Linked DNA regions of Homo sapiens: all the other regions are linked to region 3. Evidence: read pairs that join two places in POLR2A ChIA-PET (ENCODE). Cell type or tissue: CD4-positive, alpha-beta T cell. All regions are shown on one strand. Region 1 has its middle 150 kb from the start of LINC02836. Region 2 has its middle 76 kb from the start of PRDM1. Region 3 overlaps PRDM1 (PR/SET domain 1). Region 4 overlaps ATG5 (autophagy related 5).

Region 1 (8,000 bases), 320 kb before region 3:
CACGCCACTGCACTCCAGCCTGGGTGACAGAGTGAGACTCAAAAAAAAAAAAAAAAAAAAGAAAATAGCAAGATTCTCATAATCCACTTAATGCATTCAGTCTGTTGCAATATTACCTAAAACTTAGGCTCCAGAAAACTCTACACTCATGGGACAAAGGAAGTGAAAAAAACGCAAATAATGTCTTAGTCTTGTTACAAAATAGCTTTGGCTCTGAGGAACCACACGTTTTGAGATCCATGGCAATGGAATAAACTCCAGGAAGGAACCCAGGTGCCAGAATAGTTTCCTTCAGGGTAGGGCACAGCCCTGTGCCAACCTAGGACACTCATTAAGGACTACGTTAAAGAATATCCTGGGGTCTCTATTGCAAGAATGTATCCCTACTAGGGTCTTGAGAGAGAGGACTTCCCAGGCATGGAGGCCCAGGCCTATTTAGCTGATTCAAAACCCAGATCCATCCCCTGGTCTCTCACTGTCTGATTTCTTGTTTCACTCCCAAATGACCATCACGTAAGCCAGAGAAAGCTCCTTCCACCACAGAACCCACCCCTGGCTTCTTTAAGCTGTGAAGTCCAGATCAAACACATCTCCAGCTCAAAAAAGGAAGAAATCACAGCTCTGTCCCAAATAAGGACCTTTTTCTCCGAGGCTTTATCCTCTGCCCCAATATTAAGGTCTGGTCTCCCCCACTACTCATGATAACCATTACCCTCATCCACAAGGGTGTGATCTGACCCTGAAGCCCGCAAAAGACAGTCATTTAACAATTGACACCAATATATTAACCAACGTTCAAGCCATACAGTCTTTACCAGAGTCACTGTGTTAAATATCCACAAAGATAAATAATCACAGCATTGACAAAGGCCAAATTAGTGATACAACTTATTCTGTGCTATCAGACTGCAATGATGGCAAAGATAAAGTGATACGTTTCTGTTTTTCATGACACTGAAGGAACTTAGTGTACCCAGATCAACATTTATGTAAAGAAATAGAACAGACTCGGCCGGGTGCGGTGGCTCACGCCTGTAATCCCAGCATTTTGGGAGGCCGAGGCAGGCGGATCACGAGGTCAGGAGATCGAGACCATCCTGGCTCACACGGTGAGACCCTGTCTCTACTAAAAATACAAAAACTTAGCCGGGCGTGGTGGCGGGAGCCTGTAGTCCCAGCTACTCAGGAGGCTGAGGCAGGAGAATGGCGTGAACCCGGGAGGCGGAGCTTGCAGTGAGCCGAGATCACGCCACTGCACTCCAGCCTGGGCGACAGAGCAAGACTCCGTCTCAAAAAAAATAGAACAGAGTCATAGACTAGACTAGACTAGACTAGACTAGAATAGACCAGACCAGAGTACAATCCATATCTGGGTTCAAAATGATGCTACTTTTACTAGCACTGACCTTGGGGAATGTACTTAAACCTTTGCTACTCAGTGTCTTCATCTATGAAGTGGGGATAATAGGTTCTCCCACGTAGGGTTATGAGGGTTTAGTGGGTTAATATTTTTAAGGGGCTTAAAACAGTGCCCGGAACATACTGTAAGTATTTGTTAAATACATTACACTGTGTGAATGTGTGTGTGTTTGTGTGGACTGGGTTGTGATCAAAGTTTGGAAAAACTCAAAGGTAAAGGAAGTGAGACCCAAACCTAACTTCAGTAGACAGAAAGAACACAGCTAAGCCAAAGAGGTGTGTGTGGGGGGTGGGGGCACTTTCTAGGGTAGGAATCACAGAATGTGGGGGTCTGGATTTAAGCCTCTCCTTCCACAGTTTGGGGAGCTAACAAGATGGGGGAGGGGAACATTAAAGAGGAGAGAAAGTTGTTGTTTTACTTTACGTAGAATTCTTTTGTACTCAAATCCCCTTTGTCAGGGCCCAGATGTTTTAAAAATGATGCCAAGCTGTGATAAAAACAGACGCACATGCAGGAAACAGAGCACATCCAGCAAGGAAGACTGTTGGGTAATTCAGTTTATTAACGACACGTTCTATGTGGTAACTATTTGCAGATGATCATAAAATATATCCCCGACAGTCATTTCTTTTGGTTGTTATTGTTTTCAAAGTTTCATCTCTAAAATCTCTTAAAACCACTTGCCCAGCTGTGCTGAAAACAACTTACAATCAGACAATTATTTAACCCTAAGCAGGCATAAGGAGGAAGGACAATATGGTTTGAAGGTTTCTGCTCCTATATGTTGGAACCCAGCACAAAGAGGGATGCTTGCTACTTCCAAGAACCTGCACAAATAATTTGGATCATGATAAGATCACTCTGAATTGGTTATGCCCATCTAACTTAGATCATTGGATAAAATTTCGAACCCAAGAATCTTGACATGAGAGCTCACCTGATGATGCTTAATTGATGATATATTACCATCCAATGCCACCTGACTTATTCCTGAACAGGAGCAGGACTGGCAGGGAGGTGGGGGTAATAAAGGTGGAGGCCGATTATATTCAACTGTACTTAATCTCAGTGGCAGTGAAAGGGCCCTTCATTTGAATCAATTAAAAAAAACCTGCAGGGAAGAACGAGACCTTAAGGAGTCTTAAAATATCATCAGTGATAAAATATCATCAGTCAAGTGGGCTGTAGGTAATATGCTACTATCAACCCCCAGTCTATAGATGAACCAACCAAACCAAAAGAGATTAAGCAACTTGGACGGTGAAGCTAATAAAAGGGAAAGGAATATAGTGACCAAACCCAAGAAGCCCAGAGTGTTCTCGGTGCTGTATCGCTTGGGGCTTTCCTCATCTTTGTTTCTATTATTCAAGAATATAGTGTGTGTTACAAGTCAGGTATCAAATGTGTAAATAGGTATCGTGCCTGAAAGAAATATGTCCCGATGACCTGTAGGACTGGATTGTCTGAATTACAGTCCTTGCGACTGAATCCAGTTGGCGTGATGTAAGCATAAACGCACTCCACGTTTCATGAATAAGCTTAACGATAACAGAAAATACTTTCCTTCAGATTGCCTGGTGATTAAGGTAGTGGACATCTACCAAGCTCACGCTTAGGGAGGACGAACAACAGGTTTATCAACACTATACTTCACGGAGTGTCAGTCATGAGGTTTTCATGGAGAAGCCAGTTGTTTTGTTTGTTTTCTTAATGACATATTTTCATGTAGTTGGGAAGGGGTGTGCCCATTCAGAGCTTGACTATGACACCAGGAAGTAGAGCATTAGAGTGAAACCCATGAGACAATGACCTTAAGTACAGGTGGTTGCCACAGTGTCTATTATTAGGATCAGTGAAATACACTCAGAAGTCGTGTTGCAAGATGGCAGGATGGAAGGCCAGTTTCCCCTGACAAAGTGCAAAGGCATGCTATAAACACTTGCATGAACAAACAGCCTTTGCAGCAACCACAACCAGGAGGAAAATTAGAGGACATTTTCCACAACAAAAGCAGTATTGTTTTCCTGTGGTCACTCTGAAATTCATCCTTTGTTGCAGAAGACGCTGAGGCTCCATCATGGAACTGTGGCATCCCACCCAGCATTCTCCCTGTGGGCCGAAGTGATGGGATAAATTGATTCACAGCGAACTGTTCCTTCTGGCTAGGGATCCCACATCTTCAGTTCAATAGGAAAGAGTTCTCCAAAGAACAATGAGGTATAGTGGGCCAAGCCGATCAAGCAGACGTGGTACATCCAATTCTCTCTCAGGGGCTGGGACCCTGGCTGACCTAAGCCAGGACGACTACCTCTGGGCTCCCATTTCCTCATCTTCATGGTGGGGCTCCCCATGCCGGTCCTTAGTAACGATATTTTTACTATATATATGCATATAGCTCTTCCATAAGGCTTCTCCTAATTTTTATTTTTTAAGGTATGGAAGCCAAAACCTGTTTGCTAAGGGAAATGAAAAGCTTACAAGAAAACACATTTTGGTTGTGTAACAGACACGGACGATGCCAGACAACTGTCTGGGTTCATGTAAAGTCAGAGGGGGAATTACACAAACAGGGATAACAGGGAATCTCGGTAAAGCCTCCTGCCGGAGAGGCCTCCATCATCCTATGACTCCACAAATGCTCTCTCCCCACCCACTCCCGCCCCCAGTTGGGAGGTGAGTCATCTCTGCCGTTTCATCAAGGTGTGCCTAGACTGATTTTTGCCTTCTCGGTATCAAAGTACATGTGATTCAAGAACATTTGTTAATTCAACAAGGATGTGTATGAATCTCTTAAGTTCTCTGGCAGAATGGGATGGGGCATAAAAAAGTAATACTATTATAATTTAGTAAGCTCTAACAACATGCTAGACACCGAGGGTATAAAAGGTGAATAAGACCTGGACCCAGGTTTCAAGGGGCTCAAGATCTAGTGAGAAGCCTGACAGGTGAACAGATCACACAGGGTCAACACTACACTAGAAGTAGCCACAGAGTGTGCAGAAGACACAAGACATTGCCTACAATCCAAAGGCATGTTTATGCCATTTCTGCCATCTGTTTTTGGACCGGCAGAAATTCTTGAGAAAAGCATGTGGTTTTCAGAGGGTCCCCACCCTATCCCCCTTTACCTGGTCAGGTAAAAATGAAAGAAAATAATACAGGTGGAGTTCTGAGTGACACGATTTGCTGTAAGTTCAGTTAAGCTAGGAAAGCTCATTTCTAAAGAACTTCCTGTAAACAAGGTCCATGACTGTCTCCAGCTCATGATGAATAAATGAAATAATTGATCGCAACAGACACGTTGCCTCAAAGAAAGTGTCTCACACAATAATATGTCTTTTATTTTTCCTGTTCTGGGGTGTGGTTAGGTTGACTTTCCCTTGGTTAAGGGACTTTTGAGTCTGACTACAAAAGGTTAAGTGCAGTTGCAAAGTTGAAAGGACCCAGACAGGAAGTATTTGCTATTTGATAGGTAAAAAGAAAATCCCTTGATGTTACAAAATTAAAACAAAACAAAACAAATCAAAACCTGGGTGAAAACATTTTTAGCTCATGAGCTTGAATTTTAAATCTTATGATGATCTCCTCCTTTCCAATACTTTCTCATCCGCAGATATGGTATAAAATTCAATTACAATAGAAGATAGTACGTGCTGCTTTACTTGCCACCTCATTTCCAATCCAGAATACTGGATGCATTTTGTGAAACAAAGCCATAGGAATACAGAAATGTTCATTTCATTCTCCTTTTAAGCGCCAGCCATTGAGACCTTCCAACTACTTATAGATCGAGATATTGAACTCTGCAAAATGGTTTTCTTTGCTGTGATTTCTTTGCTATGTTTTCATCTGCTTAGAAGGATGAAAAACTCACCACTTTCCTTCTCTCTCAGATTTTGATAGATTAATTCAAAAACTCAATCTGAAAACGAGCTTTGAAATTTAAACCTGAACCTCTCCAGTAGAGAAAAGGTAGAGCCAGAGGAAGACAGACCTGGGAGAGGAGGAGAGACCTTCCCATTCCCAGTATTCTCCCAAGTTCAGTTCACTGGCATTCCTTTTTCTTTTTATTCAATTTTAATTTTTAATTTTTGTGGGTACATAGTAGATGCCTATATTTATGGGGTATATGAGATGTTTTGATACAGGCATGCAATGTGTAATAATCCAATCATGGAGAATGGGATATCCATCCCCTCAAGCATTTATCCTTTGTGTTACAAATAATCCAATTATACTCTTTTAGTTATTTTGAAACGTACAATTAAATTATTATTGACTATCATCACCTTCTTGTGCTACTAAATTGTAGGTCTTATTCATTGTTTCTAACTAATTTTTTTTGTACCCTTGGCACTCCTTTTTCTGAAAAAATAAATCAGTTAGAAACAGGTGATGAAATTACAGAACTGATTAAGACATAATGACCAACAGTCCTTTTCAAATTGGGGCAGAAGTAGAAGAAAGAAGGAGGTGGGAACACCTCAGGTTTGTTACTGCTGACTCTACAGTCGCTTTATTGTGTGCGCTCAAGAATAATGAGAAAGGACAGTTGGGGGAAATGTGACAAATTGGAAAATAATAAGAACTAATGCAGTACGAAGTGCTTGCTTCATACCAGCACTCTTCTAGCACTCCATACTTATTAACTCATTTACTTCTTACAATCCTGTGAGACTGGGAGGATTATTAACCACGCTTCACATGAGGAAATGAAGCACAGAGAGGTCAAGTAACCTACAAAAGACACACAGCTAGCAAGCTTATCTGGCTCCAGCGTGTGTATTTGGCAGTGTGGCTCCAGAATCTGCTTTTGGTTTTGTTTCTTAAACACTAGCCAGCATTGCCTCTTTATATTTTAGTACCTACTTCACAAGAAATTATCAAGTTGCATATGCATAGTAGCACGAAGAGGGAAATTAGCAGGGAGATTCAAGGAAGTTAAAATAGGAAGTGGCTGAGGCAAGAAGCACCACCAATTTAAGGACTCAGGGGCTGGTCACAGATTGTCCAGGGCTGCCCGTTCAGATAGTCAGGAAACAACCTCGAGGCACAGCTTCTAAGATCTTATTTCCTCCGAGCTGGAAAGCAACATGGTGTGTCCCCAGGGAGTCTCCTTTGGGAAATCAGCCATCCGCATAGGGTGGCCTGTCCTGCTCCAGGCTCCCTAAGTCACACTCCTTCAAGCTCAGGAGCTGGACGATCCCAGAGCTTGCCTGTTCCCACCCTGCCTTCAGCTTTTGCTATTGGACCATTTCTTCCAGAGCAGCACCCACATCAGAATCTGCACTGAGCCCCTCTGCTTCTCTTTCCACCTTTCTTATTTTTGCTCTCCTGGGAATACATGTCCCTCTCACTTCATGGAACAACCAACCGTCAGCTTTGGAAAGGGCCAGGGTGATGATCCAGCTAGGGGTGGGGGTTATTGAAAAGGACCATGTGCCCAACTGGGGAGGGGAGAGCACAGGAGATTCTGGTATTGCTCCAAAAGGGGTGTCTTTTTTTAATGTTTAGAGATGATATTCTGGCTCCATTCTTTCATTGGGTAGCCAGGAGGCTGCAACCTGGAGCAGGGAAATGACTTAAGAATGGGTCATACAGCTAGTAAGAGGCAGATGGTAAACTCAGACACAGATCGGCTGCCCTGGGGCTCACTGCATCTGTGCCCACCACTCACCCAAGGGCAGTGCCCTCATCCTCCATGGGCTCTTTTTCCTCCTGGACCTGCATGGAGACAGTCATCAGGGAGTGTTTCTGGCGAATTCTGCCTTCAACCTTCACTCTCTTAGACCATAAATCACCTTTTAACAGGTAAAAGATCAAAAGTTGCTGATCTCACCCTGTGCCAGATGCTTATTTCTAGCTTGCTTTTCTGTTCCACCCCCGACCTGGCTACAAATCTTCCTCCTGTAGTCTTCCTTTCATTGTCCTCTCCATTTCTCTCTGCATTGGATGTTTTGCATCTAGCTCTTGTGAGCTCTCAGGCTGCCCATGGGGATGTAGGCCGGAACTATGTTCACCGCACCTGCTTCTTCACTGCTGGCTTTTCACAGCCTGCCTTTGGAGGTCTGATCCCACACCCTACTTTCCATTGTCCAAGAGGTTAATGGGCGGGTTGTGTGCTAACGCAGTGTCCCTGCTGGTGGCCCATGAAGTCCAAGCTGGCTGCATTCTGCATCTAGCCAGCCAGCCCCTCAGTATCCACATGGAATAACTAAGCAGTTTATCTTGATGTTCTCCCCAGACTCCTCCCTCATAGGCCCAGGTAGATCTACCTTCAACTCTCCTGTTTCCTTCCCTACGGAGATGTTCAGACATAAAAGGAGCCTCCACACAGCCACCATTTCATTCAAAACAAGATGCTAATAACTACCCTTTATTCAATATTCACTATGTGACAGGAATCTTCATAGGTTCTTTGTATATGTGATCTCAAACTTCATAAGAAACCTTCGAGAGGTGATTATCATCAGCATTTTGCAGATGAGGAAGCTGAGTGGTTTTAAGCAATTTGTCCTCTCTCAGATATAAAATGCTGAAGTTGGGGCTGCAACCCAGGTCTGTTGTGGACAACACTGCC
Region 2 (8,000 bases), 65 kb after region 3:
AAGTCTGGAACGGTGTGGCTGGGTCCTCTGCTTAGGGCATCACAAGGTTGAAATCTAGGTGTTGGCCTGAGTTTTTCTCTGGAGGTGATGAGGAAATAATCCACTTGTAGCTTTTTCCTGTTGATAGAATTCTGCTCTCTGTGGTCATAAGACTGAAGTCCTCCGTATCATGGAATCAGGCCCACTGGGATCATTTTTTCTTTCTTAAGGTCACCTATGTCATAAAATAGCAGCTAATCATGGGAATAAAATCCATGGTATTCTCAGGGTGTATACACAAAGGAGGATGCAGGAAATCCTGGGTGCATCTTAGAATCCTGCCCACCACATCACCTTAAATATAAATGTGAGGCACTGGTGAGCTGAGGACAAATCCACTTTTGGACAATGGTAGCTGGGGAGGCCACTGTGTTTCTTTAATGAGTCTAGAAAGATGTCCAAGAGAAGGGAAAGCTTAGGAGTTCTTGGAAAGTTGGGAGGGTCCTGGAATTTCTGAAAGTAACTTGATGGTGTGGAGGGGTGGGTTTTCCCGGTTAAAAAATGGAGATGAGGAAGGGGGCTCAGGGAGTGGATGAGATGTGCAGGGAGTGGGTGGGAGTGCTGACGCTGAAGGAACCAGAGACTGGCATGGGTAGCAAAGCAGCAGGGAAGGAAACTCATCTGGGAGCCCCGAGTCAGGGCTGTGATTCTGATCTGCAGTGTGGGGAAGGTGCTGGTATGGCCGAGGCCCACGGCAGAGGGGATCACCTCAGTGGATGTGCTGGAGCGAGTGGAGGGTCCTGCTGAGACAAGTCTATGGGAGGCCGAGGAGAGCTGCGTGGCCTGCAGGAAGTCTGCCAGCTGTCGTGGAGGGAGACTAAGGAAGGCAGGGGCTTTGGCTGCTGGGCTACCATGAGGGTGAGATTTCCCAGAAGAATGTCTAGCAAAGAACTCTTGGCTATGAATAAAGGAGGAAACATTTTCCAAGAGACCACAGAGCCCAAGGCAGTGCCAAGTGCTGGCCCATGGGCCACAAAGTTAGCTGCTGACTCACCCTGTGACTACAGGCACCTTACTTGGCCTCTCACTGCCTTTGTTTCCTCATCTATAAAATGGAGACTAACAATAATTCTGCCACTGCTCAGTCTAAATAGCACATAGAGAACACTTTGCAGTCACTAGCTGCCAGGAATATGCCTCTGCCTTTTCGTGGGCTCTGCACTGTGGCTCCACCTGTAACCTGAACTAACCATTCGCTGCTGGGGAAGAACACAACACAGGTGCAGTGTAGCCTGTTGCGGCCCAGCCCTGGGTCAGGCTGGTTCGGAGACCCCTTCCCTAGCTGGACCCTGGGCCTCAGGAGAGTCACATCCAAACTGTGTGTAAGTCAAACAGCAATTCTTGTTTAGGAGACCACTTTGTGATACATAACCTCCTGCTAGATTCCTTCCTTGAAGGAATTTTCTTGGGGATTCCAAGTGAAGAAGTTTCCCCAAGTCACATGTAACTCACCCTTCACTTTCACTCCATCATTCATTTTGTTAGGCAAAGCCCAGGTGTCACTGTTGAAAACTTACCAAATGGTGAGCCTACTATAAAGCTTTGAAACAAGAGCCAAGCATTCGCTCACATTCCGTAGATCCCACAGATGTACTTTGGGTGATGGTTGTAGGAATCTGTAGGCAGGTGTAAGTCCATTTCCTCTCTGGGCCTAGATCAAGTCTAAAAACTCTCAAGACAATATTGGGCCGTTGTTGACATATCCTAGAACTTTCCAGATCCCAACAAGGTGCTTAGAAAGAGGTGGGCTGCTTTATCAAGGACTTTAAGAAGTGAGCAGTGATTTGAACTGAGAAGAAGCTCAAAGGAAAGGGGTTTGATGCCAGCTTCTAGGTCCCAGCAGAAGCCAGGACAAACCCTGGCAGAGAATTGATGTAGCTGGGGCTGCCTTACGATGTACCAAACCTCAGAGAGGAGTCAAAACCAACCCTTAGGCTTTTGTTCCAACCTCATGAGGACACAGTATCAGGAGCTCCTTGCATCCTGAGCAGGAAGGTCCTTCTGTGCCAGGACATGTCTTGTGGCCTGAAGGTGCTCCACTAATGGACAAGCATCGTCTAGGGACTGGATCTTCTCCATGTGGGGTCCTGGAACACAGTCAGGCCACGCAGTTGGGCAGCAGGGTAAAGTGCAATGCGGGGCTGCTCTTAGTGGGTCCACCTTGCCCCCACTGCCAGGACAGAGATAGGGCCTGCGGAGCTATTCTGGGGCATGGTGATGGGCTGAGGATGGGCCTTGGAGCCCTGTGATCACTCTCAGGGTGGCCTGGAACAGGCTGAGAGTCTTCTGGGTTTCCAGGTGGACAGGCTTGTCTTCATCCAGAGCCCCAGGACTCCTGCATTCTGCAGAAGTCTCTGGGTCCACCAGGGCACACGTTCAAAATGCTCTTCCTGTGGTCTCTCTGCTCAACCTGGAAGGCTCTTTCAGCATCTTTCTAGAATTGAGCAGAGTCTGGCTGTATCTTCAACCCTGGATGGCTTTGCCCACAGTAATTCTTGGTTCCTATATTTTTGTCCCTAAACACACCATCTTAGCCTCTAGAATTCTATGATGCCCCTGCTTTGTGAGCTGCAGCAATTTACCAACTTGCTTAATTCCAGGGTTGCTTTTTAGGGAGGAATACTCCCACAAACTCCACCACTAAGGGGCCATGAGACTTTGGGGCAGTCATAGCACTGCTTGGGACCTCAATTTCCTCATCAGTATAATGAGGAAACTGGGCTAGATGATCTCTAAGGTGCTTTTGGGCTCCAACATCCGTTCATCTATGATCCTACCATTCTGAGGCTTCCCTGTAGAGCTTCAGTTATTCATTCAACAAATGCTTATTCAGCAACTCCTGTGCTAAGTCCTGAGGATACACCGTGAACGAGATGTGGCTACTGTCCTCAAGGAGGAGGAAAGTAAAAATTCAAATTAAGAAAAAAAGACATATATAACTTTACTAAACAGTGTGAACTCAGTGGAGTAAGCTGTGACAGTTGAAGGGCCACCTCATTGTTTCCTGATTCTAGGGATCACTTCTCTTCATTGCCTGATGTCCAGTGTCTTGGAAACTGTTGTTTCATATATTTTGTCTGTTTTGTGTGTGTGTGTGTGTGTGTGTGTGTAGGGGTTGTTTCAGGCAGGAAGGTAAATTTGGTCTCCATGACTCCATATTGGCCAGCAGCAGAAGTCCTAGCAAACTTTTTTTTTTTTTTGAGACAGGGTCTTGCTCCATTGCCCAGGCTGGAGCACAATGGCACGAGCCCGGCTCACTGCAGCCTCAATTTCCTGGGCTCAAGAGATCCTCCCACCTCAGCCTCCTATATAGCTGGGACTACAGGCATGTGCCACCATGCTCAGTTAATTTTTTATTTTGTAGAGATGGGGTCTTGCTCTGTTGCTCAGCCTGGTCTCAAACTCCTGGGCTCAAGTGATCCTCCTGCCTCAGCCTCTGAAAGTGCTGGGATTACAGGCATGAGCCACCATGTCTGGCCTCCACCAATTTTTGATCATACAATCTAATTTTTAAAATTGGGCCTGCATCCCCATCATATTTATATTTATCTATAAATTTTATATGTGTACACTTGTGAATACATGTAGCATTAATCATATTTATTAGTAACAGTAAAGCTTAATTTATTTGTTGTTTAGATTGAAACACAGATAGAAATAGAAGTTAAGATATTTTCTTCTTGCACACCAATGGATCATCTGTGTATCTACACATCTAAGGCCAAAGGACTCAGGAAGACCAGTTCTGTGAACTTTCAAAATTGGTTGGAAAAGGTATCTGAGATACTTGGTACGGGTAACAGTACACATTTTGTTCTCAAATCAGAAACAGGAGATTGGTACACTTGGCTGATACCAAATAAAGCTAAGGTTCTACAAAAAGAGTCCTTTAAAAATAGTGTTTGAAAAAAAATTGCATTCCTTGGTCCTATTTGACAAAATTCCCACAATTTTCTCCCTTTACCTTGGTCATACCTTATTTAAATGTCAAAACTGTCCATAAATCTTAAAACGCATTCTCAGTGCTATATACTAGGCAATGTGGAAAAATGCAAAAAAAACCCAAAAAAACAAAAAAACCCTCTGAATACAAATGCCTATCCTGAGTTTAGCTATCTTTGCTTTCCTGCCTGTGTCATGAGTGGGATGCACCCAGGGGTGATGTCTTAGTCCATTTTGTGCTGTAATAACAGAATACCACAGACTGAGTGATTTACAATTAATAGAAATGTCTTGGCTCACAGTTCTGGAGGCTGGGAAGCCCAAGACTGAGGAGCTGGCACCTGGTGGCTACATCATCCCATGGCAAGAGAGCAAGAGAGTGAGAGAGCAAGAGAGTGAGAGAGCGAGACAGCGAGAGAGGGAGAGAGAGAGAGTGCGTGTGTGTAAAAGAGGGCCAAACTCCCTTTTTATAACCAACCTACTCCTGCAGTAACGGCATTAATTCATTCACTCTGCCCTCATGGCCTGATCATCTCTCATCAGGCCCCACCCCCGAACTCTGTTACAATGGGGATTAATTTTCCAATACATGCTTTTTAGGGGACATAGTCAAACCATATCAGGGGGACTTTAACCACCTGCACTTGAAGAGAAAAGGAGAGGGCACTGAATTAGGTCTGTACTTCCTTTCTGAGACTTTAGAAGATATCAAGAGACCTGGCTCACTCCTTTCCTCCAGCAGCCTGTTCAGCGTGGCCCTTGAGCTTGACTCACAAACAGCAGTGGAAAATAAGCAAGGGGAAGAACGTGCCTGCAGAGCCCAAAGTCAGCCTGTAGAGCTCAGGCTGGCAATCACTTTCACTCTGCTGCAGCAAGCACCCCTGGGGCTGCTGCCCAAGGATCAACGCAGCAAACCAGCAGGAAGTGGAATAGTCAGCAGAAAGGGTCAAGGAAACCTATCCTTTGTCAGACAGGAGCTTTATTTCCACTCTGGTCCACAGCCTCAAAGGGCAGCTGCCTCACAGGGAGAGTATTTGACCAAATCCGGTTTGCACGTTTGAAATAAGAACTCCATTTATTGCTCTCTGAAACCGAGTGCTAGAAGGCCCCATTCCCAGCAGCCTTGACACCCCCCGTCCCCTCCTACTGTGACAGTCCAGGTTGTTCCAGCTGCCCTGGCTGATGTCTGGCCCTCCAGGATGGATATGTGTCCAAGAAATCCCAGACCCATCCTCCACTTGGACGATTTTGCAAACCTTCACATAAGAACAGATTGCACAAGCGGTATGTGTGAGGGCTGACGGAAGAAAAAGGGAAGAGCTCTTTCTGCTTATGACTGGGACGCTGTTATTCATCAAGCTCTGGTGTTTCAAGTGAGTTTTGTGGATGAGGAGGCCAAGTCATGTCAGCACTAGAAACCTCCCTGGCCTCAGTCATATGTGCTACCCCACCTCTTCCCCACAGCCCCTGCCATTCCTTTATGAGGACCCTCCCTGTTTCGTGCTTTCACAGAGTAAAGCTGCTGTGAGTGGTGCCTTGAGTCACACCCAGCTCACACTGCCCCACAGAATCTGACACGAGGTCTGGGGTGAACTCTGTGGCCCTGGCCTCCATCTTCTGCCCTGCCCTTGCTTCCTGAGGTGGGCAGGAAGCGGGACTCGCGATGAGGGCTAGGCCCCGGCTTCTGGCAGTGGGGGAGTTTCTATCCTGCCCAAGGGGTTAGGGGAAGGAATGTTGGTCACATGAAATCCAGGGGCGGCTATGTAATGTGGGAGACAGCAAGCATCATGTTCCCACACTGTAAGTCATGATGACACTGTTAAAAACGACGGGTGGGTGGGGGAAAGTGAAAGAAAAAGAATAAGGGGGAACAGAAACCAAAGTGAGGCATACAGAGGCATCAAGCAAGACTAACGGCCAAGGTACGAAGAGAGGCCAGGGGAAGGGGTGGCCTGGAAGGGAGTCAGGAAAAGGCAGACGAATCAGACTGGGTAGGAGGAAAGGAATCAGGCCAAGGAAAACATAATGAGATGTGAAGAGAAGACACGATCATTTGGGGAGATGGCAGGGAATCTGCCACCAAGTACATCAACACAGGGTGTTGAAGGCCGGGGCCAAGAACACCTTTGGGGCATCACCCCAGTACAGCATGGAGCAGCACCTGACTGTGAAATCTGTGTCTCTGCTTGCTGGAGGCCTAACTAAATTCAGATGGAAAGGGTCTGTGAGACTCTTAGAAGAATAGAAAGGGGGATGGAAGTAGAGGGAAAAGACCAGAGAGACCCATCTGTGCTTCACAGCTCTTCACGAGTTCATTCCCAAGCAGGCTTTGCCTGTGGTCTTGTGGGTGATGCAAAAAATTAAGAAAATAAATAAAAATTTTAAAATAGGATCTTTGGCTTTTGTTCTCATAACCTAGGAGAGGGAACAGGTGCACATACACAAAGCACCAAGCAGCAACAATTTTATTGAGACTGTTCAGAGGACACAGTAACAGAATACTGGTTGAATGAATAAATGAAGACCAAAGAAAGGAAATGCAGAAAGGCTTTCTTGACCATGTCATTTGTCATTTTAAAAAATGCAGGAATTGGTCAGACGCGGTGGCTGACACCTATAATCCCAGCACTTTGGGAGGCCAAGGCAGGTGTATCACCTGAGGTCAGGAGTTCCAGACCAGCCTGGCCAACATGGTGAAACCCAGTCCCTACAAAAAAATACAAAAATTAGCCAGGCATGGTGGTGGCCATCTGTAATCCCAGCTACTTGGGAGGCTGAAGCGGGAGAATCGCTTGAACCTGGGAGGTGGAGGTTGCAGTGAGTTGAGATCGTACCATTGCACTCCACCTTGGGCCACAAGCATGAAACTCCGTCTCAAAAAAAAAAAAAAAAAAAAAAGCAGGAATTAAACAGTGTTGGTCAAAATGGATGAAAAATTCAAAAATGGACCAAGAAGGTACAATACCCAGGCTTGACAATAGCATAGCACAGGTTCTGAATCAAAGCAGAGAGCAGGAGGCATAGCTGCCAATTCTAGTCTTCTGGGTGAGCTGAATCTGCCTAGACATGGTATTTAACACCTTAAAAAAAATTTACCCCCTAGGAATCATATTTAGTATATAAAAGGCAACAAGGAAAGACTGGTTAGATGGCCCTAGAGGAGGCCAGTTTGCTAGCATGGAAGCAAGGCTTTCCTGAGGCTGCTGGTTTGGACAGAGACAGATGTTGGAAGACCACTGAAGAGCAAAGATCAGGTGAGTAACCTAGATTGGCAGGAGGCCAGATGCAAGAGGAGAGTGGTTGTATATGTGTGTGTCAAAGAGGCAAGGGCATTCAACTTTCAATTGAGAAAAATGAATAGGGGGGCTGGGCATTGTGGCTCACGCCTGTAACCCCAGCACTTTGGGAGGCTGAGGTGGGACAATCTCTTGAGGTCAGAAGTTCAAGACTAGCCTGGTTAACATGGTGAGACTCCATCTCTAAAAATAAAAGTAAAAAATCAGCCAGGCATGGCGGCATGTGCCTGTAGTCCTAGCTATTCTGGAGGCTGAGGTGGGAGGATTGCTCGTTCCCACCTATTCCCACTATCCACTATCTCTAAAAAGAAAATAAAGAGGAAAAATTGATAGTGAAGATGATGATTACAACAACTAACATTTGAGTGCAAACTGTGTGCCAGGTGATGTTCTAAGCACTTTACATATATTAGTTTATATAATCTTCACTACCACTCCCTGAAGTATTATTATTATTATTTCGAGACACAGTCTCACTCTGCTGCCCAGACTGGAGTATAGTGGAGCAAGCATAGCTCATTGCAACCTCAACCTCCCTGACTTAAGCAAACCTCCTACCTCAGCCTCCCAAATAAAGTTGCATGCCACCATGCCCAGCTGATTTTTTAATTTTTTGTAGAGATGGTGGTCTCACTATGTTATCCAGGCTGGTCTTGAACTCCTGGACTCAAGCGATCCTCCTGCCTTGGCCTCCCAAAGTGCTGGGATTACAGTTGTAAGCCG
Region 3 (8,000 bases):
ACAGAAATTCTTAAAGGACCAAAAATAACACTCTTGTTTCAACTTATGTTAGGTGTAGGAAAATTTTCTTTTTTTCTCTTTCCAGTCTGAGTATGCTTCATTGATTTGTATATTGAATACTAAATTGTTTTAGAAAAAAAAATCATTGGCTGATAAGACACTTAAATGAGAAAAGCTAGTCTGTCACAGGCATGTAGGTGTGCCATATCTATTTAAATAGAGGTTTAAATTATTGATGAGACTTAATGAGGAACTGGTGTATATTGTAACCAAAATTGTAGATTCCACTGTGAACAATCTGTGCATGGATCGATTCACATATTTGAGTCTACCATTTCAGGTACATGAATGTACAGGAGCTACTGGGAATATAAAAACTGGAAAATAAACATTATCATCTATTACCACTCCCTCCTCCTTGGTCCATTTTAGTAAAGAATTCAGTAAAGTGATAGGTAGGCTATCTTGAATGAGAAGAAAATAAAACTAGGAAAGTGAGAGAATAAAAACCAAAACAAAACTGTAACTGCAAACTGTTGTAAAGGACTACTCACAGAGGAGTTCTATTGAATAGTGACGAATTGCTTCCTGATTCACGGTTGGTGATTTTTTTACCCCTTCAAAGAGAAATTTATTATTAAGGAGGAACTGGTATAGTTAACATGTTTCTTTAGCAAGGCCCCACAAAGTTAAAATGTGTGATGCATCCAGTCTGAGGTCATTTCCTCAGATCTTAGAACCTACAGCTTTCCTCCGTATAAACTTAATTTCAAAGGAGGGCTTTTGGCCAGGCATGGTGGCTCAGCCTGTAATCTCAGCACTTTGGGAGGCCGAGGTGGGAGGATCGCTTGAGTCCAGGAGTTTGAGACAAGGCTGGGCAACATGGTGAGACCCCTTCTCAACAATAACAACAAAAATTAGCTGGGCGTGATGGTGCATGCCTGTAGTCCCAGCTACTCAGGAGGCTGAGGTGGGAGGATCTCTTGATCCCAGGAGGTCAAGGCTGCAATGAGCTAAGATCAAGCCACTGCATTCCAGCCTGAGTGATAGTGGGAGACCTTGTCTTTAAAACACACACACACACACACACACACACGAGGGCCTTTGACCACTCTTGAGTAGAAGACTCGAGAAGAACAAAGTAGAAGGCCAGAGAAGAACAAAGTTACTTGAAAGATCTCTTATTAAAGAGAATGTACAAGCTATGAAAAAAAAAAAACACACACACACACACAAACCTCATCTGGAATGAAAAAAACATAATGCATTTGGTTTCTGGTTCCTTAGGCTGTTATGGAACAACCAAAGAACATTATTTTGGTTTCTGAGGTCAGAACTATTTTATTCCCCTCAAGCACACTATGCTTATGGTTTGAGGGAGAATGAGAAATAGGAAACTAGGAACAGGCTGAAATGGTCTAATCTTGACCATCTAATTCTGCAGTGTCTTATTCTCATTCTAAAAGAGAATGGTTATATTCGCTGTTCTAGCATAAAAAGTAATGATAAAAATAAAAGATCCCGTATTACCAGACAATAATCCCCTAGACTGTTTTAATGCTTGGTTGAGTATTTGCTTATGATCTCAGACTTTAAAAGATGGTCTCCCCCTATGGTGAAGCTTGTTAATTATGTAGGCATCATTAATGTCTGTTTACTTATCAAAATTTTATCATTGTTAGTTGTATTACTACTTGACAGTCCAATTTATTTAATTGAAAAGATTGGTTAACATTTTATAGTCAAAGTAATTGTTTCCTGTGTTTTTTCCTGTTTAGGTTATTGGAGTGATGAGTAAAGAATACATACCAAAGGGCACACGTTTTGGACCCCTAATAGGTGAAATCTACACCAATGACACAGTTCCTAAGAACGCCAACAGGAAATATTTTTGGAGGGTAAGTAAGGGAAATTTCTTCAGACCCATTAAATGTTAGGAAAAAATGGAGCTAAAAGAGCTGGGTGGCTCACCTTTCTCATCCTGTGCTGAGAAATGCTGGGGCTCACCCATAAGTATCCAGCATCCCCATGGACACAGGGAATTCTGAACAAATGTGATGAAACCGATGAAATGTCTGGCCTGTAGGTGGTTAGTGATGGAGATACGGGCTATATGTGAATCTTGATTTTTGCAATTCATTAGAGCTTTGTAATGAAAGGAAACAGTTTGTTGCTTGCTTTAAGGATAGGTTCATTTGCATTTCTCCGCAAGGAAGTAGTAATGAGTTACCAAGCCTTAGATTTCACCCCTTTTTGATTTCTTGCTGACTTAACTTTAATTGAATGGAAGAGTTATCACAAATGAATTATCTTTTTGGTTTTTTTTTTTTTGAGATGGAGTCTCACTCTGTCACCAGGCTGGAGTGCAATGGCATGATCTCGGCTCACTGCAACCTCCGCCTCCCAGGTTCAAGCAATTGTCCTGCCTCAGCCTCCCGAGTAGCTGGGACTAAGGTGCGCGCCACCATGCCCAGTTAATTTTTGTATTTTTAGTAGAGACGGGGTTCCACTATGTTGGCCATGATGGTCTCGATCTCTGGACCTCGTGATCCGCCCACCTTGGCCTCCCAAAGTGCTGGAATTACAGGCAAGAGCCACCGCGCCCAGCCAGGAATGACAAATGAATTACCTTATAAGTAAATGCCATTAAGGAAGGATAGCTGGAAGATGGGTTGAGGGGAATGGAGGACCACAGAACTAGTCCTATTTAAATACATGTGCATGGTAAAATGATTCCATTTGACAATAGGTTAATTATCTCATAGCATAAGGAAAATGCTTAACAGTCATATGCAAGATGATAAGCTTTCCTATAGCATCCAACCAAAAGATCTAGCCAGTACAATTTCCTTTGCTATATTAGGGTTAGAAAGGCCCCCAGAGGTGAACCAATTAGATGGAATCCTTGAATAAAACACTGGATTAGCAGTGAACAGAAAAAAGTCAGATTGCTTTCCTTCTTCCCATAGATGTCTCAGGGATATTTAGTTTCCTCAGAAGATAAAGAATTTAGTAAGCGTTTTTTTGTGCATACTTACATGAAATGTACATTATTTGAATTCTTTAAAAAGAAACAGCTGCATGATAACAAAAATTGTGTTATGCTTGCTTTAGCTGGTATTTTTGCCTAGAACGATTATATCGTTCGGACAAGAAGCTATTCCTAAGAAACAATATTTTTAATCCAGGAAGTTTTTCATTTTTAGAAATTTATCTTACTATTTCCCAAGCAAAAGAGGGTAGTTACAGATTCACTAAGAATCATGTGCTCACAATTTTTATTTAATAATTATTCCTCCTTAAAATATATTAATCACCTGACTTACAATGGTGGAACCATGAGTGCATTTTTGCCTTTATTGTCAATAACGTCTTCTCAGAAGTGAGCCACAAAGGTGCATAGTTCTTGGAGTTAAAGGTCTGAATTAAGACAATCCAGCATAAGTCTCATTAATGTGTGATTATTTTGAGAAAAGGCAAGAAGTACCTAAGAATCTCCCCCTCACTGTCCAGTTCCCTGTTTCATTTAAAGATTCACTGTAAGTAACTGAAAGGCTTTCCTTGGGAGGATTTATTTGAATCAGTCTTTCACATGCAAAGGATATTGTAGAACATCTCGTTTTTGCTGGCAGGAATATGAACATCTGTTGTGAGGAAAGAAAAAGTTTCATGCAAATTACACTGCCAAAGAAGGGATGTTCAAGTTGAGAAACCAGTGACATTTCTTGTAACTGTACTATGAATCAGCGCATTTTAATCTTCTAGATAATATATGGAAGTGCAGGAAGGTGGTAGGAAACGGTGTTCATTTTACATATGCGTTATTTTATTCTGTGTGAGTGACTTCATGGCACCGACATTGCTGTTTTTAAATGAGGATACAGTAAATTGCAGTCCGAGGAAGGCTAACTGGAATCAACATACCCGTAGCTTTAGAAAGCAGTTTCCGCACCAGCGAAGAGTACAAGAGCGATGGAACCCCATGTTCCTGGAAGTTTGCACATCAGAGTAAACAAACTTGAAAACCCCTCTTGATAGCAGAATTCACCCAGCCTTGTTCCATTTTCTCTTAACAAAACACACCGCAAAAGCTCTCACAAGCTGCTTTGATGAAGCCACATGTATTTCCCCCTTCACAATTTACAGGAAGTTACTCTTAAAAGAAAGTGATTCTGGTGTTTACCGCCTGTGTTAAAGGGACAGAGTTCCTTTTTATTTCTGATAACGTTTGAGCGAAATACAGAAACTATCTGTAGACTAGCATAGTCGGTACGTGAGTAAGGAAAAGCAATAACCTGCTGTCCGGTGAGCACAAAATTCCTGCTACGAACAGTGCCTTACTGCTGCTTGGAGACTGCAAGTCGCAGATCACACTAGGTATTGACTGATTGTATAAGGAAATTTCTTAAAGTCTAAAGTAAAGGTGGTACCTCCTAAAAAGAGGGGAAGAGAGAAAACTTTGTGTGGAAGGATAAGGAGTGTGTTTATAGTTTCAGTAAGAGTGTACGTTTTAATTTTTCTTCTTCCTCTGCCTCTTTGCCAAGTAGCCTGAGTGCATCTGTTATCCAGAAGTAGTATTACTCTAGGACAAACTTCAAATTCTTCATTCTGCGTTGCCTTTAAGGAACAACATACTTTCTTCCTGTTCTTTTTCCAAAAACACACGCCTATGGCTCTGTGTGTGGTGTTTTAGCCAGCCTCCTCCCAGATAAGGGGTTCCCTTCCCTCCTTTGCATTGAAAGGAAAGTGCAAGTCTGGACATGTTTATCAAGAGGAAAAGTGACTTCTCAGTAATAGACTGTCAAATTCGGGCTGCTGCCCGAGTGTTCGCTTTGTTATGGCAGGTGAAGTTCACCTTTGCCCCACCCAGTGTTTCCACAAAAAGGCAAGGTTCCAAGTATTCATATGAACAAGTGTTACTTTAGGACTTGGAGGGTTGGGGGTGGAGGATGTTTGCATAGTTGAAGCCTTGGGCGGGGGTGTAGGAAACGGCGAGTACAGAGGCCATAGAAAAAGCTAAGACTCAGTTTGACGTCGTCAGCCGGCTTGGTCTTCTACCCAGTGACTCAAAGCACTAAAAGTCAGCATAATCGGAACTGAAGTCAGTAGCATCGCCCATTTGCCATTCACTGCAGTAGCAAAAGTAGTACTCTGTGGTGGGTTAATCGGTTTGAGGCAGCTCCTTAAATGAACATTTGTGTTTCATTTTTCTGTTATTTTCCCGAACATGAAAAGACGATAAAACTGAAATGGAAAAGGTAACTGACAAAAGTGTGCCTTACCTGTTTCCGCCCTGATTTCTGCTGATTCAAGACTATTCTGGCTAAACTGATTGGATTCTTTTTCTAACTAGGCAGTAGGGGATCAGAAATCACACACGGTACCGGCTGTGTTTATTCTGAGAGGTGCTGGGGAGCTTTGGGTCTGACTTCCTTTTACATGCCTGTCTTCTCTTTTGGACAGATCTATTCCAGAGGGGAGCTTCACCACTTCATTGACGGCTTTAATGAAGAGAAAAGCAACTGGATGCGCTATGTGAATCCAGCACACTCTCCCCGGGAGCAAAACCTGGCTGCGTGTCAGAACGGGATGAACATCTACTTCTACACCATTAAGCCCATCCCTGCCAACCAGGAACTTCTTGTGTGGTATTGTCGGGACTTTGCAGAAAGGCTTCACTACCCTTATCCCGGAGAGCTGACAATGATGAATCTCAGTAAGTGGATTACAGAACAAAAAAATAAAAAATGCCAGTAATGTCGGTTCTGCCCCTTTGAACTAATAACATGTTGTTTAATTATACGGCTTTGTCATGTGTTGGATGAAGTAGGTGGCTTAAGCTAGGGACTAGGAAGAGGAAAAACATTTTTTGAGTCCCTATTAACTATTAGGAAACTTGATCATTTAAAAGTATATATATATATGAGGAGCTACCTTGAGTTTTGAATTCAGGATGTTACAGGAAGAAATATATGTCCAATTCTAATTTATCCAAAAGCAGTTGGGAGAATTACAGGGATTGGTCCAGACATGCTGCGTATGCAAGGTATAGCCCTCATCTGTGGTACTTTGGCAGGGCTTAGACTGCATCAAAATATTTATAGATGTACATTTGAGTGTACAGTTAGGATCTGATGTGGAACATTGTAAGATCATTGCTAGAAAAACTTTGTCATAATTTTTCAATATTATTCTAAGTGAATAACCGTAAAGATTTTACATCTTAGCTTCCTTCCTTACAGTAAAAAAACTATCTGATCTCTTGATCAGTATTATAGTAGCCACCTATCACTTTATCTTAACAAATTCTCAATTCCTTAGGTTTATGTGCTTTTACTTCTTTTATTTGATTAAAATTGCTGTCATGACCTCTCTCTGCAGAGGGCTGCATCATTTTGGTCATTCTCAAGTGATCTCTTTGAGCAATTTAAGAATTGCCATAAGATTCTAACCTCTGCTGTAACTATGGTTGTGTGTTCTTGGTTAGACCACTAAATCTTATTAGCAGTTTTAAAAATTATTCCTTTTGGTTTAGAAGTTAAGACTAAATGCTGAAGTTTTTGTAACTTTTGGTTTTGATATCATTTCAAACTTAAGAAAACATTTGAAGAAAAGGACAAAGAATTTCCACTTACCCTTTACCCAGGTTTACCAGTTATTGATAAGTATATCCATTTGCTTTACCAGAAGGCTAACTTGTTTTAGTTCTCATTTTCACCTTTGAGACATTTGGAATAAATATCAATGTTAACATAAATTGGAATTTTGACTTTGATTTTAGGACCAATGAACAAGCCAAGTACTTACCCTAGTCATATATAATCCAACTGTATGGTTATTTGGTATTCATTCCACACTTCATTTTACTTGATCTCCCTTAAGATTGCAAGATTGTGTTTGCAGTTTTTCTGAAAATCTGGGGCTATAAAAGCATCAGGACCTCCCCCGTAGGGGAGGTCGTGTGTTTGGGGTCCTTACACAACAGGTTACCCTTGAGCTTCAGGAAAAGAACTGGCTCTCAGTTCCCCAGTTCCAGCTTAATGGGTCTAATTAGGTCCTGACCAAAAAGGTGGCAGTTCTTTTCCCTCATGTCTCTTCAGCGCTCCCCGAGACTCTGGAGACTCTGTCATATCCCTAGGGCTGAGCCTCCCAGGAACCATTCGGCTGTTGTGGCATCTGTGTATGCCATGCCCAGTGCTGAGGACCTAGTAACAAACGACAAATGCACAGGCACAGTGGCATTTTTGTGGAACTCGTATTCCAGCTGTGCGTCTCAGAAGAAGCGCACAGCTCCCTCCTGGCTTTCTTAACATAGTGAGCCACTTCCACTTAAGGGTCTCCTTACATTCCTTGAGTTTAATCATTCATGGATTCAGAGGAAAGTCTTTTGATTTTTGCTTTTCTTTAAACAGTTCATTTGAGGTGACCTACCCCAGTGACTTTGCACCAACCACCAAGAAACTTTTTTGCATGCTTCCCGCACCCTGTGCCAATCAAGGGAAGGGTTTAAAGGCCTGGCGTTTTTATTCCTCAAAGAAAGGTTTTGCACAGTATTTTAAGGTTCAAGTGCTTCTACTTTGTGTTCAGAAGCAACTGTCATATATACTGTGAAATGACACCTTTTATTTATCCCTTTTTATTTATGCAGTATGTCCCCTTTTATTTTGGCAGAATTTTTTCTAAATGGTGGTTTAACATTTTCAAGCACATTTCATTGTCCAATATTCATAGTAAAGAATGAGAGTTAACAATAACCAGTCACATTAAAACAAGATTCCTGCTGCCAGTTGTGAAACCGGTTGTCTTAGGCGTGGCAGCTGATGATTGAGACTGTGATCAGGAAAATTTCCACTATTTCATCAGGCCTAATAGGTAGATTGTGTCTCCAAATGAACTGTGTTGGGTTTCCATGCTTAAAGCACAATAGAGGTGGTGCAAGAATCTCCATGAGGGCTTAAATGGCAGTGATGGTTCAGGCGGTAGAGTTTGGAGAAGAAGGG
Region 4 (8,000 bases), 97 kb after region 3:
GATACAATGACTGTTATCAATATACAATAATATAAATGAGACATAAAGGAGAGAGGGCCAATTATGCACCACTAGTTAGCAAGGTACTAATGAAAGACAAATTGGGGGTTAGGCAACTTGAATTCCAGTTCTGGCAACAAAGGGCTCTGAGCAGGTCTCACGTCACTTTGAAGCTGTTTCTTTATATATAAAATGAAGATGCCTATATAGATGTATGGTTTGAAAATCTAGCTGACCATTAGAATCATGTGGGAAATTAAAAGAATATATACATATATATGAGCTGAGCTCCTCTCCAGACTTTCTGAATCAATTTCTGGGGTAAAGTCTTTTTTTAAAAATGTTCCCTAGAATGAATCTTATGATCATACCAGTGTAGAATTTTTCTACAAACAAAATTTTATGTAGAAACCCAATATACAACACAGGTAAAGATATGGCAGCTTTTGCTAATGTGGGATTGAGACCATCTCCTAAGTTCTGCTTGCTGATTTATAACCCATGATAGCTTCTCATTTAACTCTGTGGGTCAGTTTGCAAACTGGTCCAGAGTAGAGGATCACTAACACGTCTCCCAGTTCCAGTATCTGGGTCTTTTACGTCTAAACAGCAAAATATTTCTTTCAGAGTGTAAACCATCATAATTTATTAGTTTTGAATTCTCAAGCAATTCACTCAAACTTCTGTTTCCTCATCTTACAGTGTGAACAAAGAATTCTAATCTCCAGTTACATGAAGGATTAAATGGGATATCCAAGCAAAGTACTCAGCAGCGACCCTAGCACAGGACTTGGACACAGGGTACTCAATAACACGAGTGACTCTTCTCCACCCCTCTCTCCTGCTCACTCTCTAATAAAAAATAATGGTGTCAAAAATGTAACTGATAAAGTATGTGAGGACAGAAGATCATTTTAAAAAGGTCATGATTTAGTAACAAAAAGTAAAGAGCGATTGTAATTCTCTTCCTACACACGTTATAAGAATAAGTTCATTTTTTTAGTACTAGATATATCAAAAGATATATAAAAACCATGGATTCAATTATGTGATTGGCATACAAAGGGCTGTAAGAATTTGGCCTCATGGTAATACCTCCTGAATTATTCAGTTCCATTTTTATGCAGTATGGCATATAATTTTAATAAATGTATTTTTTAAAAGACAACAAAAACCCAGACTCGATGATTATGCAAATTAAATGACATTAAGAAAAATTCTTAAGTATTAGAAACCTTCACGTTTATTTAATAGTGCTCTCAACACATATATTCAAGTGGAGCACATCACCTATAAGTCAAATGAGCCCTAGTGTACTACAGATATATCATTTAATAGACTTTAGGTAAGGTTATTTTTTTTAAAAAAGATGAAAACATTCAGGTAAAAAAAAAAAACCTTTCAAAATCTTTATGTTATACATTTTAAGTATATCATTTGAGAACTTGCACTGTGTGATAAATTTGAGTTCTAAAGATTTCTATTACTAATGGCTACTAATTACCTTTCTCATCCCAATCTGGGTTTTAGGTCTTATTCAACTAAGCCAATTTCAACAAGGAATATGATCTATAAATGTCTTTAAAAACAGGTGACTTGAGATTCTAGTGAGATGCTTGAGTTTCCTTCTTACTATTAATATTTAAAGGAGGCTTAAAGAAATGGATGATGTATCTTTAAGGGAAATTCATACATGTTTTTAACAAGAAAATTTCAGTTTAATTAATTTTTTAAAAGCTCATACTTTAAATATGGAGTAGAAGTCTAAGATCAAATGATATAACCATTGTGTTCAGCTTTGTAGCTTCATATTTATATTTTATAATTCAGCAGAAAATGACTTGATTTGCTATCTTGGAATGTGTAATACTGAAGGTAAAATTTCTGAAAAATACTTAATACTGCCTAGAAGTTTTAAAAAATAGAGCGACGAGCTTTCTGATTACCACTAGCCTGAACAATTTTGTTCTGTCTGACAAATTCTTTAACCTCTGATATGTTCATTAGTAAAACACCAACTAATTGAATCCATCGACATGAAAAACCACAGGCTGAAATGTGAAGTGCATACATCATGCTGAAGGATTTTGTCTCAGCCACGGAGGTAATAGTCAGCGAGGTCAGGTCAAAGAGGGTTAAACCAAGCCAGGATATAGCCAAAGAAATACATCAAACGCTGATTTTAAAAGGGCAATTAATCTTGGACAGAAATGCTTCCTGGGGAATGAGATCTCAATCTTAAGAGCACACTACATGATGTAGCAGTAAAAATGAACATATACAAGCTTACAGGGCTTTTATCCTATGATCACAAACAGAAGGAGAGTGCTGTTTATCAGAAAAATACAAACCCATTTAAAAATACTTACATTAACTTCTTCCGGATGCATACTCACTTAGCAGTACAGGTCTTAATGAACATGCAATATCATAGTATATACCAAATACCAGATATACCACATATCTCTTTCCATGTATACATTTTATATCTTTATTATATTTTCAGAGCTTTGACTCTTAACATTTTAAACAATTTAAAAACATGTCCATATTAATTCTTTCATTGACTTTTGCTTATAATCTCTGTATTTCTTAGTAAGGAGGACATAAACTAAAATTTAAATAATATAAAAAATCCCATATGATCAGTTGTAATTATAAAAAGCAAAGTGTATTAAATTAAGTGATTGTAAGGCCATTTTAAAACTGATTAAAAGCTTCCTGACAATAAGATAAAAATGTGGTAAAAGTTAAAAATTAAACCTTGTTCATTAATAAATACATAAATAAACTTTGAAAACAATATTATTTTATCTGCTTTCATAAAATGACCCAGTAATTCTAGTTGGGTGTAATAGGGTCCATTAATATTTGTCAAGTATGAACTACAGAATAGCTCAACTTACTTGCTTTATTTAAAATATAGACAATAATTGTACTGTTTACATATGGTCAGAATGAAGCCCCATAGTACCTGTTTCAATGAAAAGATAACTTGTTTTTAACTGTCTGCATATACTATTATTTTGGTAAGAGAATTTTGTTTTCTAGTGCTAAAGATGAAATAGTTGTGCAAGTGTGTGTTTCTCATTTTGGGAACAGTCAGGTTAATTCATTTAACTTCTTGAGATTAAGATAACAATAATTCAGAAGGAGAAACCAGAAGCATCTTCTGTCAGTCCAGTAATGTCATCATTTCCAGTAGTGGAGAATGAAAATAATCAGCATTATTATTGCCCAAATCAAATAGCGTGAAGGTACAGAGATACTAGTTCCTTCTAATTCAAATTCTAAATGAATATCTAAAGAATTACTGAAATTGTAAAACCCGCAATCTGATGAGGTTTGGGAATTGGAGTTTTTTTTATTCCTGTGGCATGAGTTTGCAAACTGAGTGCCTATTCTTCCGGGGGCAGTGCCATCACACTGACAAATGTGATTATTGCTCAAATATTATCTCAAATCACGAGATACTAACAAGCTTCAATTTTGTCCAAATACTTAAAAGTATCTGCTTTATACGGTCAGCATGAGATTTATATGTTTCTTTTTCTAACTGCTTCATGTCTGAAAAAAATTTATCTTGTCAACTAATTCACTTTATTAACATAATCTAATCATATACAGCAAAGGAGAAAAAAATGTGAATATACCATTTTTTCTTTTCTTTTTCTTTTTCTTTTTTTTTTGAGATGGAGTTTCACTCTTGGTGCCCAGGCTAGACTGCAATGGCGCATTCCAGGTCACTGCAACCTCTGGCTCCTGGGTTCAACCAATTCTCCTGCCTCAGCCTCCCAAGTAGCTGGGATTACAGGCATGCACCACCACGCCTAGCTAATTTTGTACTTTTAGTAGAGACGGGGTTTCACCATGTTGGTCAGGCTGGTCTCTAACTCCTGACCTCAGGTGATCCACCCGCCTAGCTTACCACGTTGTTATACATTACATTAGAAGACTGGGAAATGAAGTATAATTGGGTAAAGCTTATAGGTGTTTTGTATTCTCCAAGGTAAAAATAAATGTTCTTGATGTGTTATTTTTAATGTACAAAGAAAAAAATATTTCACTCAGGTCTGGCACAGAAGCTTAGATCTCTGAGTCATTTTAACTACAGCTGAAACGACAAAAACAATTTACCTGAGCTCACCTTTGGTCATTTCCTGTTACCTCCAACTTGACTAATTCCCTTAGCCATTTACAAAAAAAGAAAGGAACACACAAAAGAGCTCATCATTAGTTACTCCACAAGCAGCAGCTCATCATTAGTTACTCCACAAGAACAATGACCTAAAGCACGTATTCATAAATACTAGTACATTTGACTTTCATATGATGAAATCAGACAAAATTCTTTCATCACTGAATCACTTGTAGGGAGTAGAAGACAATGGTGCCACATAACTTTTATGAAGTACTTTCTCTTTTCATCATGTGATGACAGCAAGTTCTTATCCATACACACCCAATCTTAAAGTCTTTCGCTTTCAACTTAAGTTGAATGCAGGTGTGTCAAAATGCTTCATGTTTGACACATCTGACAATACTACAGGTGAACTGAACCAGGCAGTAAACAGTTTTTTACTGAAACAGTGACTCGATGTTTTGGATACTCTACATAGATTTTTAAATGACAATTTTTTTTAATACGTAATAAAAAGAAGAAGCAAAGATAAAAGTTTTTTTCTAAAGAAAAGATACTGAGATGTGTTAGAGATGTGGCTTCCTCCTGGTATGAAAGATACCATCAAAAATACCTGAAAAGAATAGGCATTATCTATGTCATTTCAATGAAGTGTGTGTTCTGCAGTCAAGAGAAGCATTTGACAGTTTGCATGGGGAGAAGTCTGTCACACAGATGTACTCACCTACAGCACCTGAAATCACCTAAAAGGAAGGTTTGTGGATTAGGTTGTGTGGCTGCGCTGCCTCACTGCTCCCCTCTAAAAAAAAAAAAAAAAAAAAAAAACCACAAGGGAAGTCACACTGTGTATCCCCTAGAAAAGGATGTACACGTAGAGCAGCCTAGAAATTTAACAGAACAAAGAATCTCTTTTAAAAGAACAGCTTCACAAATTTGTGTGCCTTTCTTGTGTAGGGTCACGTTAATCTTGTCTTGTAACCTGGGTATAAGAGCAGAATAAAGGTGTATTCTGAGAGTGTCAGTTCAAAGCACTTGAATGCTTTTCATTTACGTGTCTGATGTTCATAATCACCATTTAAAAAATTCAACAAGAGTGGTCAGGATTATATATAGGAACACTAAAATAACAAAACAAACAAAATAAAAACAGTAGACACTCAGGTTCCTAAGATCATATCAGAAATATTATTAAGAGAGAAGAGCATGTAGGCAGATTAGATACTAAACACAAATTGAAGACTAAGATTTGTGAAAGTAAAATAAAGAGTAAGGAAAAAGCAAGTATTTCAGAATGTTATTTTAAACTAAACCAAAAAGTTAAAAAGAAAGAAAACAAAAACAAATGGCAGCATAGTAAAGTGGAAAAACCAAAAGACCACCAGGAGATGGAGACCTGTGTTCTAAACCTATTTCTGCAATTAAGTGGTTAAGAGACGTTTGGCACAATCATGCAAAAATTAAGAGAGTGAACTTTGGGAGGCCAAGGTGGGTGAATCACTTGAGGCCAGGAGTTCAAGACCAGCCTGGCCAACATGGTGAAACCCCGTCTCTACCAAATATACAAAAATTAGCCAGGCATGGTGGCACATGCCTGTAATCCCAGCTACTTGCGTGACCGAAGCACAAGATTGCTTGAACCTGGGAGGCAGGGGTTGCAGTGAGCTGAGATGGCATCACTGCACTCCAGCCTGAGCAACAGAGTGAGAATCAGTCTCAAAAAAAAAAAAAAGTAGATTGAAAGTTCTACAGTTATACAATTCTTTAAAGAAGTAAAATACAGTATTAACACCCAACTAATTTCTTCCCACTCTAGGCACTCCTTAACCACACCCACAAACTAGAAATTGGCAACCATGAAATAAAAATGAATTGAACAAATGAATCCATTAACAAAATAAACAATATAAAATTTCAAGTAAGCCCTCTTTCCTGGATTAAAAAGCAACTGTTAACTTTAGTTTTTACAGATAAAACACAAATGTATCAAGGGAGACCCCCCACTTATATAAACTTGGGACTAGCAAATATGGATCATTTTGTGTCTGTGACAATTGTGCTGCTGTTAGGGGACAGATCATTACAGAACACATTACTTCCAAAGTTTTGGGTTTCATTGCAGTGTTCTCATTCTATAGTCAAGGATGTTATAAAAAAGGAAGTTTAAAACAACATATTTTAAAAAGTAGATTGTCGAAAAAAATCTAGGAAAAGTGCAATAAGGTAGTCATTTGAGGCTGGGTGCAGTAGCTCATGCCTATAATCTCAGTACTTTGTGAAGCTAAAGTGGGAGTATCACTTGAGTGAGAAATGTAAGACCAGCCTGGGCAACACAGTGAGACCCTGCCTTTTGTTTTCAAAAAAGGTAGTTATTCAAATATTAAACTCTGGCTTAAATTTCATTTACTCCTAATTGATAAAATCATTTGTTATAGTGTGGTTGCTTGTCCCCGCCAAACCTCGTGTTGAAATTTTATCACCAAAGTTGGAAATGGGGCCTAATGGGAGGTATTTGGGTTGGGGTGGGGGGGGCGGGGGTGGATCCCTCATGAATAGATTCATGCCCTCCCTGGGTGTGGAGGAGTGAGTTCTCACTGTTTTAGTTCCCACAAGAGCTGGTTATTATAAAAAGCCTGGCACCACCCTGCTCTCTCTGGCTTCCTCTCTCACCATGTGACCACCGCACACACCAACTTCCCTTCAGCTTCCACCATGAGCAGAAGCAGCCTGAGGGTCTCATGAGATGCCCAATCTCCAGGCAGTAGAGCTGTGAGTTAAATAAACCTTTTTTCTTTATAAATTACCCAACCTCAGGTGTTTCTTTATAGCAACACAAACAGACTAACACAGCATCTAGTTTTTAATGTTCTTTAAAGTACTACTACAAAGTACTCAAAAAGGGAAAAAAACACAATACAGAGAAATGAGTAACTGAAAGCCAGTGCTGCCACGGACAGGTAAGAGGTTTATGGGGTTTATCTCTATCAGCAATAAAAACGATTAACCTCTTCATTACACTTCAAATGAAAATAACTCATCTATATTCCAAAATCCTCAAAAACAAAAATAGATATTAAATAGATCAAAAACAAACACCCTTATAACAGAGAAAATGAACTAAAAAAGTAAGCTTATTCTTGAATTTCTGGGAATTTCTCAGAAGTTATGAGTTACTAAGGCAAAATTTCTGTAGCCTGAGTTCAAAAATAAAAAGTTTACTTAACTATCTCTAAAGATATACAGGAAAATGGCAACACTGGTTGTCTCTAGAAAGGGGAACCAGGTTAGAGTTTGGTGAACAGGTAGTTAGGAAAGAGACTTTTTACTAAATTCCTTTATATATGCTTTGATTTTTAAAATATGTAAATGTATTGCCTATAAGAAAAAAAGTTTTAGTTATTTAACTGAACACAATCCATTAAAAAAAACTTGATAGACAGGAATTCACCAAAATTAAATGCTTTTATCCTTCAAAAGAAAATGAAGACAAGGCTGGGCATGGTAGCTCACACTTGTAATGCCAGCACTTTGGGAGGCTGAGGCGGATGAATCCCCTGTGGTCAGGAGTTTGAGACCAGTCTGGCCAACACAGTGAAACCCTGTCTCTACTAAAAACACAAATATTAGCCAGGCATGGTGGCAGGCACCTGTAATCCCAGCTACTAGGGAGGCTGAGTCACGAGAATCACTTGAACCCGGAGGTGGAGGTTGCAGTTAGCCAAGATTGCACCACTGCGCTCCAACCTGGGTGACAGAGCGAGACCCTGTCTGGGAAAAAAAAAAGAGAGAGAGTGAGAAAGAGAGAAAGAAAATGAAGGCAAGTCACAGACTAGGAGAAAATATCTGCAAATTGTGTATCTGA

The links. Peaks named below come from ENCODE experiments on the same cell type or tissue, not always from the same donor. Only the 100,000 strongest peaks of a DNase experiment are listed, where the experiment ranks them.
Region 1: POLR2A ChIA-PET joins it to region 3 with 11 read pairs; 4 of 35 experiments call an interaction of 5 or more read pairs at or near these places.
Region 2: POLR2A ChIA-PET joins it to region 3 with 24 read pairs; 11 of 35 experiments call an interaction of 5 or more read pairs at or near these places.
Region 4: POLR2A ChIA-PET joins it to region 3 with 14 read pairs; 8 of 35 experiments call an interaction of 5 or more read pairs at or near these places.

Annotation. Positions count from the first base shown.
Region 1 is chr6:105,777,364-105,785,363 of GRCh38, forward strand. No RefSeq gene overlaps it. Among named protein-coding and RNA genes, the nearest start is that of LINC02836, 150 kb to the left of the region's middle. RefSeq lists a silencer at 3,137-3,337. In CD4-positive, alpha-beta T cell, no CTCF peak of the experiment used is centred here; a DNase peak (open chromatin) is centred at 4,818; H3K4me3 peaks cover 717 bases; H3K27ac peaks cover 697 bases.
Region 2 is chr6:106,158,804-106,166,803 of GRCh38, forward strand. No RefSeq gene overlaps it. Among named protein-coding and RNA genes, the nearest start is that of PRDM1, 76 kb to the left of the region's middle. RefSeq lists enhancers at 4,402-5,248, 4,710-4,789, 5,249-6,095, 5,520-5,619, 5,640-5,689 and 2 more. In CD4-positive, alpha-beta T cell, no CTCF peak of the experiment used is centred here; DNase peaks (open chromatin) are centred at 4,388, 4,808, 5,558 and 5,808; H3K4me3 peaks cover 1,393 bases; H3K27ac peaks cover 2,168 bases.
Region 3 is chr6:106,093,837-106,101,836 of GRCh38, forward strand. It overlaps PRDM1 (PR/SET domain 1), which reads left to right. Exons shown (of 7, transcript NM_001198.4): 3 at 1,779-1,898; 4 at 5,464-5,716. Among named protein-coding and RNA genes, the nearest start is that of PRDM1, 12 kb to the left of the region's middle. RefSeq lists an enhancer at 4,332-5,531. In CD4-positive, alpha-beta T cell, no CTCF peak of the experiment used is centred here; DNase peaks (open chromatin) are centred at 635, 4,105 and 5,015; H3K4me3 peaks cover 5,042 bases; H3K27ac peaks cover 2,873 bases.
Region 4 is chr6:106,190,867-106,198,866 of GRCh38, forward strand. All of the region lies in intron 7 of ATG5 (autophagy related 5), which reads right to left. Among named protein-coding and RNA genes, the nearest start is that of PRDM1, 110 kb to the left of the region's middle. In CD4-positive, alpha-beta T cell, no CTCF peak of the experiment used is centred here; DNase peaks (open chromatin) are centred at 4,465, 4,945 and 6,805; H3K4me3 peaks cover 600 bases; H3K27ac peaks cover 442 bases.